Linked DNA regions of Homo sapiens: region 2 is linked to region 1. Evidence: read pairs that join two places in POLR2A ChIA-PET (ENCODE). Cell type or tissue: endothelial cell of umbilical vein. All regions are shown on one strand.

The links. Peaks named below come from ENCODE experiments on the same cell type or tissue, not always from the same donor. Only the 100,000 strongest peaks of a DNase experiment are listed, where the experiment ranks them.
Region 2: POLR2A ChIA-PET joins it to region 1 with 5 read pairs; 5 of 35 experiments call an interaction of 5 or more read pairs at or near these places.

Annotation. Positions count from the first base shown.
Region 1 is chr7:133,336,055-133,338,554 of GRCh38, forward strand. All of the region lies in intron 5 of EXOC4 (exocyst complex component 4), which reads left to right. Among named protein-coding and RNA genes, the nearest start is that of MIR6133, 46 kb to the left of the region's middle. In endothelial cell of umbilical vein, no CTCF peak of the experiment used is centred here; no DNase peak of the experiment used is centred here.
Region 2 is chr7:133,266,922-133,269,421 of GRCh38, forward strand. All of the region lies in intron 1 of EXOC4 (exocyst complex component 4), which reads left to right. Among named protein-coding and RNA genes, the nearest start is that of EXOC4, 15 kb to the left of the region's middle. In endothelial cell of umbilical vein, no CTCF peak of the experiment used is centred here; a DNase peak (open chromatin) is centred at 1,540.

The sequences.
Region 1 (2,500 bases):
TGAGTGGCAGAGGCTCTTTATATATTCTGTATATTAACACATTTTCAGATGTGTGATTTTCAAATATTTTCTTCCATTTCATAGGTTGCCTTTTAGCTCTGTTGACTATGTCCATTGATGCACAGAAGTTTTGAATTTTCGTGTAGTCTAGTTTTACTTTTGTTGTCTGTGCTTTTTCTGTCATATCCTGGAAATCCTTGCCAAATCCAATGTTGTGAGGCCTACCCCCCTGTGTTTTCTTCTGAGAGTTTTATAGTTTTAGGCCTTATGTTTAGGTCTTGATCCATTTTGGGTTACTTTTTGTGTATGGTATAAGGTCAGGGTCTATGCTCATATATAGTTTTATTACATCTTGCCAAATTCTCCCCCCAAAGAGAAAGTAGTACCAGTCTGCATTCCCACCACCAGTACATCACAGTGCCTGTTTCCCCACAGCCTTCCCAACAGAATGTGTTTTCATTTTACAATTCTTGCCAATCTGAGAAGTAAAAAATGTTATCAGTGTTGTTTAATTTTCATTTCTATAATTATGTATAAAATTTGAACAATTTCTGGTATGTTTAAGGTTTATTTTTAGTTATTTTGGTGAATTATGTATTTTTTTCAATTTTTCTGTTTTGTTTCATTTTTATTTTATTTATTTTATTTTATTTTATTTTATTTTATTTTATTTATTTTATTTTATTTTATTTTACTTAGAGATGGAGTCTTGCTCTGTCGCCAGGCTGGAGTGCAGTGGCACCATCTTGGCTCACTGCAACCTCCGCCTCCCGGGTTCAAGCAATTCTCCAGCCTCAGCCTCCAGAGTAGCTGGGACTACAGGCACACGCCACCATGCCTAGCTAATTTTTGTGTTTTTTAGTAGAGACGGGGTTTCACTATGTTGGGCAGGATTGTCTTGATCTCCTGACCTCGTGATCCACCCTCCTCAGCCTCCCAAAGTGTTGGGATTACAGGTGTGAGCCACCACTCCTGGCCATGTTTTATTTTTAAATGTATCAATATGCTATATTAATAGATTTCTTAGTATTTAGACAATTTTTCACTCTTGAAATAAATCTCTCTTGACTGTGGTGTATTGTTTTGTCAATGTTGTGTTGAATTCTATTTGTTAATATTTTATTTAGTATTTTTGCATTGATGTTTACAAGTGATATTATATGAATGATATTGTGTAGTCTAAACCTTACCACATTTTGGTTTCAGTGTAATAATTTGCTTTATAAAAGCAAGTAGAAAGTTTCCTTCATTTTCAAGACTTGGAACAATTTATGGAGCATTGGGACTATTTGGAGTCTGGGAATTTTTCTGTGAAACCATTTGTGTTTGGTACTGTTCAACATTTTCACTTTTTTTCTTATAATTTTTTCTGTGTTTTTTCCTATACAAAATTGGTCTTTTTAAGCATTTTTGTCTCTAGTGAGATGTAATTAACATCTGTATTTCCTTAGGAAATTACTCATTTCATCTAATTTTTCAATTTTATTTATATAGAGATCTACAAAGCATTTTCTTATGGCTTTAAAATTTTTCTTGTATTTCCTTTTTGTCATTTCTTATTTTATTTTCCTTCCTTCCTTCCCTTTTTTTTTTTTTTTTTTTGGAGTCTTGCTCTGTCGCCCAGGCTGGAGTACAGTGGCGCGATCTTGGCTTACTGCAGTCTCAACCTTCCAGGCTTAGTTGATCCTCCCACCTCAGCCTCCCAAGTAGCTGGGACTAGGTGTGTGCCATCATGCTTGGCTAATTTTTGCATTTTTTATAGAAACAGGGTCTCCTTATATTTCCTAGGCTGGTCTCAAACTCCTGGATTCAAGTAATCCACCTGCCTTGGCTTCCCAAAGTGCTGGGTTTACAGCATTGAGCCACCATGCTGAGCCCATTTCTTATTTTCTATGTTTGTATTATCTCTCTTTGTGAAAGTAGCTAGCAGTTTGTCTATTTTGTTAGGTTTTCTTTCTTTTTTTTTTTTTTAAGGAAATAACTAGGATTTTGATTTATTGATCAGTTCTACTAGTTTTCTGTTCTCTGTCTCATTACTTTCTGCTTTTATCATTATTTCTGTCTTTATGCTTTCTTTTGGTTTGTTACTCTTAAAAAATTTCGAGCTAGATATTTAAATCATGTATTTAATTCTTTCATTTTACTGGTAAAAATGTTTAGTGATACAAAGTTTTCATTCATCACTGCTTTGAATATACCTCATATACACTAATATGTAGTTTTCATTATCATTTTATTTTTAAAAATTTTTTATTTCAGCCGGGCGCGGTGGCTCACGCCTGTAATCCCAGCACTTTGGGAGGCCGAGGCGGGTGGATCATGAGGTCAGGAGATCGAGACCATCCTGGCTAACAAGGTGAAACCCCGTCTCTACTAAAAATACAAAAAATTAGCCGGGCGCGGTGGCGGGCGCCTGTAGTCCCAGCTACTCGGGAGGCTGAGGCAGGAGAATGGCGTGAACCCGGGAAGCGGAGCTTGCAGTGAGCCGAGATTGCGCCAC
Region 2 (2,500 bases), 69 kb before region 1:
GTGATGTGTCTCCTTTTGCCTGGGCTGCTAGGAAGCTCAGATTTAGTTTGGGGGCTCACTTCATATTAACTTTGCTTGCCCATATGATCTGCATAGTTGTCTTTTACATTTATTTGGTGGTGTTTAGCCCTGCATCTCTTTAGTCCCACTTTCTCATTTGTATTTTACTTTTTATTGTTTATATTCTTGCACAAGCCATCTCACATCTTTTTTGGGAAGAGGTGGGATATAATTAAAATGAAACTTGAATGTAGATATTGTTACTCAGTTTCACAATTAAATACTGGTTGAAAGGTTATCAGGCTTTGGCTGGGTGCTCTTCCCCGAGTAGTTTCATAGAACACTCAGAGTAAAAGCTCACAAAGTTGGGCCTGGTCTGGCTCCCAGTTTTCTCCTTGATTCATTTCCTGTCACTGTCACTCTTTCTCAAGTCTCTAAAGCCACATTGACCTCCTTGCCATTCCATGTTCCTTGAGCAGGCTAAACACACCCTGTTTCAGGGTCTGTTCTCTCTGGAATCAGCTTCCCAGATAGTGCCCTTTCTCTCTCACTTTCTAGTAAGCTGTATTCAAATGCCATCTTTATCCGAGAGGCCCTCCCTGGCCTCCTTATGTGAAGTAGCCTCCTTCCTCCTTGCCTGTCTTGGCTTTTGCGTAGCTGTTACCTCCCAGCTCCCCTCACTAGAACATAAGCTTCATGAGGGAGGGATTGGTTTTGTTCATTGCTGTTATGTATCTCTAGGCCCTTAGAACTGTGCCTGGTAAGTAATAGATACTTAGTGAATATTTGTTGAATGAATAAGTGAATTAAATAGGGTCACGAGCAACTATTTGTTCTTTTCTACAGATTTTTGAGCATGCATTTCATGTGAGACAATTTAGTTGCAATTGTTTCTTAAGGCTGGGAACTGTCCTCCATGACCTCTCTAGATCCTGCATCGCACTGCTGCTCATTACTTAGCTTTTACTAAGCACTTAATGTACCAGGCACTGTAAGAATATAGAGAAAAGGTCTGATCTCAGTTCAGAAATAAATATCCTCAGGAACTTTAGAAAGGGATAGGCTTTAGGGGATTTGGGCTAACAATGTTGTGATTCATAGATTATTTATTTTGTTCCCAATAATATATCAGACAACACTTCCGTCACACTTTATATTTTCAAAGCACATTCACACATTTCTCCAGTCCTAACAATATCCTGGCAAGGCGGGTATTCTTATTGTCTTACCTGTTTTACAAAGAAAAAAACAGACCCAGAAAAGTTAAGTCACTTACCAAAGGTCAAGCAACTTGAAAGTTGCAGAGCTCCGTTTGAATCTGGGTGTTTTAAAATTCCAGAGCCTGTGTTCCTTTAATGTGTATGTGGATGGCTCTTGTTTGATATAGTTGATGAGGTAGTAAGAGACTTTCTTGGTGTATTCCTAATGGTAGTATTCTAGATTTGGGTTTTTCTTTTTGCATCCTTTTATTCCACTTGAGTGATGAATCACTTTTGGTGACTGACCTTATTTTCACAGGTGTGCTTTTTCCTTTATTTGATCTTTCTTTTGTCTTTAAGAACAATACTGACTTTTATGTATTTTCTCCTGTCCGGACTCCATTACTCTATTAAGACCAAAGTGAAAGCAAAATTGCTCCACAGAAGGAACCAGTGATGGTGACTGATTATTTTCCTTTCAAAACATTTGATCGTCTACACTGAAATACAGAGGCTAGTATGAAAATGGGAAACAGACAAATTCAGTTTTAGATCTCCAGTTATTTACCCTGGGTTTTAATGCTTGTTTATGGGACTCACTTGGAGCTCATGGTTGTGAATCCACTAGAACTTAATAACATATTTGTTCCTACTAGATGTTGTTAACAGTAGCTTTACATGTGTACCGTGGTCCTTTTAGCCCTTTAGGTAAATAAATTCCTTCCTGGGAATTAATTAGTCATGGTTAAGATGTAATTCATCATGCAAAATATCAGAGCTGTCTTAATGAAAAATTCTTAATGATCCAGAAATGTCTTTGTGACCAGCTTAACTGGAATCTAGTTTATTCTTTTATGTTCCTCCATGAACTTGACAATAATTTATAAGTCATAATCATTTTGAGAATAGGAATGGAAAAAAAAATCTAGAGTGATTCAATAACTTGAATACATCTTGGGTTGGCAACTTTATGCCATTTGTCCTTTGATCATGTCTTTTATTTAGCTCATGCTTTTAAATCTTGCCCAGATTCAAGACTGTTATTACTAAAAAAGCTGCTTGGTGCTCTCTTTCCATCCCTAACTGTCTGCTGTTCTCTTTACATATGAACTGTGGCTTGATGAGAGTATGTGTCCTGCAGCTCAGGAGTTGAAGGCAGGAAAGATAGGATTTTGTAACATGTATAGTAGAAAGAGCATGGATTTTGGAGTCAAATATACTTAGCTTTAATTTCAACTCTGATATTAACTATGTGCATGTGTATATTTTACTTTACCTCTGTGAGCCTCTGATTCCTTATC